2 separate regions of the Mus musculus genome follow, and region 2 is linked to region 1. A link is a loop called in an ENCODE intact Hi-C map of the cell type or tissue named here. Cell type or tissue: gastrocnemius. All regions are shown on one strand.

The links. A loop is a pair of places that touch in the nucleus more often than their neighbours do. Peaks named below come from ENCODE experiments on the same cell type or tissue, not always from the same donor. Only the 100,000 strongest peaks of a DNase experiment are listed, where the experiment ranks them.
Region 2: it touches region 1 in a loop (2.5-fold over the local background); 2 of 42 quality-filtered maps call a loop at or near these places.

What each region holds. Positions count from the first base shown.
Region 1 is chr17:7,805,076-7,809,075 of GRCm38, reverse strand. The region is part of intron 1 of Fndc1 (fibronectin type III domain containing 1); the gene reads left to right. Gm52281 (a long non-coding RNA gene) reads right to left here. Exons shown (of 3, transcript XR_003952218.1): 2 at 1,824-1,910. Among named protein-coding and RNA genes, the nearest start is that of Gm52281, 4.7 kb to the right of the region's middle. In gastrocnemius, no CTCF peak of the experiment used is centred here; no DNase peak of the experiment used is centred here; H3K27ac peaks cover 1,058 bases.
Region 2 is chr17:7,605,603-7,609,602 of GRCm38, reverse strand. No RefSeq gene overlaps it. Among named protein-coding and RNA genes, the nearest start is that of Gm33158, 30 kb to the left of the region's middle. In gastrocnemius, no CTCF peak of the experiment used is centred here; no DNase peak of the experiment used is centred here; H3K27ac peaks cover 2,180 bases.

The DNA.
Region 1 (4,000 bases):
TAGTAGGCATTTGGGTTGGAGAATCCTGGGATGATGTGTTTATCAGGTGTTCTTCTCTTTAGCAGTGTCTGTTAATGATGGATACCAAGGCAGGTAGGGGAAAAGCCAGCAGCTAAGGCCTGCGGCCTATAGAATGGATACACTGTAGACTTTGGCCAAGCTCATCCTAAGGACTTAGCCCTGGCATGGTTTTATGGTTGAGTATTAAGTGGAGAAGTTTTGGGGTCTGTTTTGAAAGCTGAAGACCCCACTAAAGACAGTCATTGTAGAGGTTCCAGAATCTAGAATTTGTCTTGATTAGTGATGGCTCAATAATTAGATCTTGAACCAAACTGGCTCCCAGGATCTGCACTTTGACTTTTGAAGCACATAACCCTCCTGGAGTCCTCTTGGAAAAGCCTTGGGGTTTGGGACTAGACCAAAGTAAGGAGTCAATCTGAGTACAAAGTCCATTCCTAAAGAGCAAGTAGACCTCCTGTGGCAGCTGAGACCCAGAAGTGTGGCAAGGGGTGGCTACCTGCAAGATCAGCAGAACAGCATCTTGCTATTTAGTACCTGGCAGAATCTTCTCAAGTCTAGACAAAGTCTCCTGGCATGAGCTACTGGCATGATTTTGCCATAACACAGAATCGCTGGAGCCCTAGCTGACAAGTCTCGGCTGAGGCTTTATGATGAAGCACCTTCCCATTCGTCTCCATTCAAAGACAGCCCAGGATGGGGGAGATGAGGCAGGTTGCAGACAGGGAATTCTTCTAATTTAACCCCAAGTCCCTTCAGCTGTGGCCTAGGCTTACTTCCTCATTTTGTGTGCCCCTGGAGATGAGAAGCAGCTTATCAGGGTCCTCCCTGTCTCCCCCTCCCCCATAACCCTTCATAAGACTGCATGCAGCATTGACATTTGAGTTTGTCTGTTTCTTAAGAGACAGAGCTTCTGGGTCAGACAGCCCTCAAAGCTGCACTAGGGTCTTCCCCTTAAGAAATGGCTAGAAAACTATTAAAAAAAAAAAGGCTGTGTGCTTCAGCTGTTTGTTGGGCATTCAAAAGGAGCCTGAGCAGATCAGGCCTAGAGCCCCAGTTACTTGGGAGGCTGAGGTAGGAGAGTGGGAAGATAAAGGCCCACTTGAGCTATAGAATGAGGTCAAAGCCATCCCAGGCAACTTAGTAAGAACATGTCTGCAAATAAAAAGAAGAAGCTGTAAATGTAATTCAGGGGCAGAGCCCTACGGTTGATCTCTGGTGCCCTAAATAAATTCATATTTAAATAAGTATGTAAATAAGGACCTCTGTTAAGCTTCATGGTGTCAGAATGCTCCTTCCTCACCCAGAGCCTGGAAACCAGCCTGCAACTCCAGAAACCACTTTCACTGTGTGGCTTTGCTTCATACTTAGAGAGTAAAGTCACTAGACCTTTACAGTGACACCAGAAATAGGGCATGTTGTCATGTTCCTAGCCCAGGTTTAAGCTTACTATGACCTGAATCTGGATAATGGTGCTCACTTGCTGGAAGGACTGAGTCACTCCATACTGGGTTGGTCAGGCACTGATGGAGGAAGGGGTTGTTGTGGGCTGGCATGGTCCACGCACGAGGTTGTTCTTGGTCACTTTCCCTATCCCCTGGTCAGCCTGTTCTCTTAGTTATCCATGGGTGATACTTATTTATTTTTTAAAAGGTTTATTTGTTTATTTTATGTATATGAGTACTATAACTGTCTTGAAACACACCAGAAGAGGGCATCTGATTCCATTACAGATGCTTGTGAACCACCATGTGGTTGCTGGGATTTGAACTCAGGACCTCTGGAAGAGCAGTCAGTGCCCTTACCTGCTGAGCCATCTCTCCCGCCCTGGGTGGTGTTTATTAGGAGCTGCTGGAAATGATGTCAGCTGTAAAATCCAAGCAGATGGGAACCTAGAAAACGAGGACATTTAATCAGGTCGAAGACCTCAATCACTGGCCCAGCGTGGGCTGGGAGGATGAGGAGGTGGTATGCTGATCTAGTGAGTTTTGACAAACCTTAATTTCAGACTCGGGCTGCCTCTGAGACGTGACTTCAGGGTGTCCCCAAAGCCTTTATGTTCAAAAGTGACTTCTACCAGTGTCACTCTAAAGCCTAGAAGGCTATTTCTAGAAAGCTGTTTCTTTGGTTAAGTTTTTGTCACAAGAAGGCAAAGGTCCCCAAGAGAGCACGTGGAGCATCAGTTATAGCGTTCTTCCCAGAAAAAGCACTCTTGTATGAGATTAGCTTACAAGGCTGCTGTGGTTCAGGTGAGTTCTCAGAAATTCTAAATAAAGGCTGACCCTCTACCTCATAGATGTGGGGGAGCTATAGAGCCTTGAAGAGGTGGGGCCTAATGGGAGATTTTATGTCACTAGAGTTTTGTCCTTGAAGGGACAGTGGAATACATCTTCATTCTCTTATTGCTTCCTGGCTGCCATGAGGTGGCAGCTTCACCATACCATGTGATCCCAACATCATGGCTGCCTCCTGTCAGAGCCAAGAGCAACAGTGAAAATCAACCGTGGCCACAAACTTCCAAAACCACGACTGACACAGAACCCTCCCATTTCTAAGTTGACTCTCTCAGATATTCTATCATAGCGACAAGAAGCCCATCAGCATAGAGTCGCAGAAGGGAAGGAGATGGAATGTTTATAGATGGCTCTTCTCTCTCGATGGCATTGATGAACTGTTTCCTGACCTGAGTGATTGGGAGAAGCCAGCGTGGCTCATTTCTCAAGCCCAGGAGGAAGCCTCTGACATTCTGTCCCTCTGGTTTGCTTACCTGTCTTCTCCCACACATGTGGAGTTGGGATGGCTCCTCTGGGGATTATGGTCAGGGCACATCATTTAACACCTTGCTTCTGTCCTCAGAATGAGCATCCTTCCTCTAATGCTTCAAAAAGCGTCAAGCCCTCCTCTTTACGCATGTTGTGGACTCTCCCAACCAGCTTTGGTCCAGAGGCCATAGGGCAGTGTTCAGGGGGAAGAGGATGGGTGCTGGATGTTACGATCATTCGTGTTTGTTCTGTTCAGATGTTTCATCAGTATCAAAATCACATGCTAACCCATGTGTGTCCTCATGAAAGTGTTGTCTTCCCTTTCTTTCCTCTATGAGATTGCAAGTGCGTTTTAAAAAATGTTATTAAAATTAAGGTTTTCCTCCCCACTCACTTAGGTCACTTTTTAATTTATTTTCTGAAAATGCCTCCTGTTTCTGAATAGTCAGTCACCTTATCGTCGAAATTAACTCAGCATTTGTCTGGCTGTTGCAATTGCTACATCACTATCCAGCACACATTGCTACAACCTTGCATTGCAGTTCCAGCTACTCAGGGAACTGAGAGATTTTGGCTAGGTAAAATGTTAGGCACTAGCTTGGTAAATGTGAAAATGAAGAAAAACGTAAGAGTTCATAATTGAAGATGAGGTGGTACTTTAAAAAGTTATTTGTTTTGTTTGCATTTATGCAAGTGCACCGTGCACCATGCGCATGCGGCGCGATGCCCAGGAGGCTGGAAGTGTTGGCTCCTTTGGAACTGGAGCCCTAGATGAATGTGTACCACGTTTTGGCCTTTGTGGAAATGAACACTTTGTCTCCTCACTTTGAACATGGCAGCTGGTCCTCCCAACCCTCACTGTAACCCTTAGAGAGGCTTTTAAAGCTTGTTCAGTTTCACACAGAAGACACCAGGAGCCAATGCAGTGAGCAAATCCTTCTGGGGACTGTGTGAAATAAATTACTCATTTGTTTTTCTTGCCCTGGCATGTCTGCATAATCAAGGCAAGAAATGCCAAGGGTTGATTTTGACTTTCTTCCCGTTTGGTTTAAATTTACCACCCACGGTAATCCAAAATACAACCCACACGTGGGATCTGTGTGTTTGTTTCGCTGTCATGCTGTGACCGTGTGCAAACATGGTTGCACGCAAATCTTTAGGATCAGACAGATGGAATGTCATTTACATTCTTGCTGAGAATATCAGAGAACATTCAGAGA
Region 2 (4,000 bases), 200 kb after region 1:
AATTAATATGTAGCATTTATCATACTCAGCTTCCTGGCTGTGGGTGTCTGTCACATGTCCAGCTGCCTGAGGCTCCTGTCATGCCTTCCCCCACCACACTGCAAGCCTTCTTTTTAAAGGAGGGCTTTAGTTTGAATTGAATGTAAACCAGTGGCATAAGTCATGGAGACCCCTCCAGGAAAGGGCTACCCAATGAAATGGACTGTAAGGGGGTTTGTACGGAGTGTGAAGTTACTCCTGCCGGTGCTGCCTAAGAATGAGGGGTGCTAGTTCAAGCCTCCGGCAGGCACCCAGTGGCAGGTGACAGCAATCTGAGGAGCTTTTGAGAACAAAACGTCAGGACCCCTCCCTTGGCCAATGAAGTCACAACTCTCAAGTCCGTTGCATGTACTTGGACCTTGAGCCCGTCCCTAGAGGAGTCATTATCCTTCCTAATCATCTTGGAAATAACCTAGACAACAGCAAAACCCCACAAAGTCTGGGGGAGAATGTGAGGGACTGGAGAGGGGCTCAGCAGTTAAGAGCACTGGAGGCTCAGAATCACCTGTAACTCCAGTTCCTGGGGAGTCCATGCTCTCTTTGCACCTCTGTGGGTATCAAGCATACATGTGATGTACATATATACAGACAGGCAAAATGCACATAAAGTAAAATAAAAATAAAATAAAATAAACAAATAAATCTCTTTTTAAAAGTTATTTCTAAGCCAGGCACGGTGAGACATACCTATAACCCCAGGATTCTACAGGCTGAGGCAGGAGAATTGTTAATTTAAGGCTGAACTGTACCTCATAACAAGATCTTAACCTCTCCACCCCCAGTCCATGTCAAGAATGGCAAGAGCCTCTGATTAAAAACTGCCCGTTCACTTGGGGTGGCAAACATTTACATATTTACATCGTTGAGCAAAATTCTTGATTTCAAGTAAGACGCAGTCAGGTCAAGTTCTCTGTTACTAAAGTACTGTCCACACCGTGAGGCCAAGGTTTAGAAGCAGCCGTAGAAAAAACTTAGAAAAACAAAATTACCTCACAGCCCCTTGAAAGTCTGTCTCAACATCCTCAAATTATTTTCCAAGTACTCAGTATTTTTGAGTATTTTTTGCCTCAAGTGGGTAGGAAGCATTTGAGAAAACGCTTGTATCTTTTATTAACAAGGGATTAAAAAAATCAGAGACTGCAGAATCTAAGGGCACAGGACCTCTATGAAAACCCCAAAAGAGAGGCTCTTCTGCTCACTCGGATGCTGGAGGACACGGAGGACATCTGCGAGAGCCTGGGAGCCAGCTCTGTGCATGCACAGACATTGTAGCAGGGTTTTCCTGGCACTGGGACTCATTCCCCAGACCTGAGAACATCCTCTGCATCCCGACAGAGCCTGTGGCTGCACTCAGCTGGAAGAGGCTGAGCTGAGGCCCCGGGTGCATTGAAATAATTGGAACTCTGGTTCTCAGGGTCTTGCTTGTATTTTTCTTTTTTTAGTCAAACTCGTGAAGATGTGTTCTTACGCGGCGAGCGTGTGACATTTGGTGCCCTAAGAGCCGTGCATTTTCTAGGTCACTGGGTCAGCCTGCTTGCCAAAAAAGGATGCAGGAGTCCTTGTTAAGGAAAAGGTAGGGACCTGTGTGGTGGCTGTGTGGGTTAAAGACACTTGCTGGCAAGCCAGAGGGTAAGAGTTAGGTCCCCAGGACACACAGACTGGAATCCTAAAACTAACTCCCTCGGACTTCCACACGTATATATAGCAGATGCACACCCGGGCCCTACAAACACACAAAATGGATGAACAAAGGTAATTCTTACAATTTAATAATGAAAAGGAGGCCTGTTCCCTCCGCCCTCCAGCACTAACCTCAGGGACTTTTGGCTGCTAAGATATACAGTTACTTTTCCCTGCCACAACATGACTCAGTCCTTTTCTGGCTAAGAATTGGCAAACTTGTCCTGTAAAAAGAAAGCAAAGGTTTTGGGCTCTGTGAGCTCCCGCTGTCTAACATTCCTCTTTGTCAGTCTGTCCATTTGTTTCCTTCCCTGTCGCTGTTGTTGAAGCCCAGAACACATTTTAAATGATACCTGGAGCCAGGGATGCTCAAAAGCAGAACTGCAAGCTCTGTAGAGCCATGGGCAATGGTCCACCAACCACAGCCTTTCATAAGTAGATTCAAACGTGGGGCCCAGGACAACGCCCATGCTAAGCCATGCACTCCCTGCCAGAGTGGGTCAAGGAACCATGGAGAAGAAAGTTAGAAGTAGTAGGCATGTGAGGAAGGATGGCTGGGTGGGCAGCGTCTCCACTGAGGACTGGGGCAGGACAGTGTGCTTGCCTTGACTCTTGCTTTAGGTCCAGCAGGGGATTTTTTTTTAATTAGATATTTTCTTTATTTACATTTCAAATGTTATCCCCTTTCCTCATTTCCTCTCCAAACAACCCCTATCCCCTTCCCCCTCCCCCTGCTCACCAACCCACCCATTCCCACTTCCTGGCCCTGGCATTCACCTACACTGGGGCATAGAGCCTGCACAGGACCAAGGGTCTCTCCTCCCATTGATGACCATTGATGGCCATCCTCTGCTACTTATGTGTCTGCAGCCATGCATACTCTTTGGTTGGTGGTTTAGTCCTTGGGAGCTCTGAGGGTAATGGTTGGTTAATGTTGTTGTTTTTCCTATGGGGCTGCAAATCCCTTCAGCGCTTTGGGTCCTTTCTCTAGTTCCTTCATTGGGGACCCTGTGCCAGTCAAATGGTTGGTTGAGAGCATCTACCTTTGTATTTATCAAACACTAGTAGAGCCCCTCAGAAGATATCAGGCTCCTATCAGCAAGCACTTGTTGGCATCCACAATAGTGTCTGGGTTTGGTAACTGTATATGGGATGGATCCCCAGGTGAGGCAGTCTCTGGATGGTTCGTTCCTTCAGTCTCTGCTCCACACTTTGTCTCTGTATCTCCTCCCATGGATATTTTGTTCTCCCTTCTAAGAAGGACCACACTTTGGTCTTCCTTCTTTTTGAGCGTCAAGGTTGTTTGCACCTACAGGAAGCCTGAGAGGCCTGAGTACTGACATTTCCCCGATCGGAGACATGGCTGACATCTCACGCTCACACTTGGGTTCTCAAGCTCTGGGATGCTCTTCTAGAATGTGAGCCACTGTGTGCAGATGTCACCTAGCCCTCTTCAACCTATCCTGCGGACACCAAGGCTCAGGACAGATACAAAGAAAAATGGACTCTCTGGCTACTGCACCCCATAACTTCCTGTGCCTCTACTAACCCAAGTGTCTTGAGTCTTTCCAGGCCTGTACTCTAAACAGGAAGAGTACAGGCAAGGCTCTAAGTCAAAACAATGTGCCCAGGCTGGAGAGATGGAGCCACAGTTCAGAGTGCTTGCTGCTTTTGCAGATGATCTGAGTTAGTTTCTAGCACCCACCTCATCCTGGTCCAGATGATCCAATCCTCTCACATATACACACTCACAAACACTCATGGCTCTCTCTCTCTCTCTCTCTCTCTCACACACACACACACACACACTTACTTTAAATTGTAAAAATTAATAAATAAATAACTCCAAACACTCTGTGCCACCTTAAAATTGCTTTTAAGTCTCTTCCTAAAGATGTTTGAGAACACTGTGGGCATTTGAAAGCATCCACTAAAACGTGTTTATATTTATGGCTGGCTCAGAATCTACAAGAGCCATGTTGACACCTTGTAGATGCTTAGTAAAGAGGGGAAAGAAGAAGATTTTTAAAACAAGGAGGAGTGAAAAAGAACAGATAAGGAAAACAGGAAAAAGTATTGGGGAAGGAGCAAGAACAAAGGAGAGAGGGGAGAAGAGAGGGGAGGGAGAAGAAAGGAAAAGGGGAGGGGAAAGGAGGGAGAAAAGAGGACAGAAGAGGAGAGCAGAAAAAGGAAGAATGGAAGGAAGAAGACAGGGGAAAGGAGGAAAATGGAAGAAGGGAGGAAAAAGGAAGAAGGGAGGATGAAGAAGAGGGGGGGTAGA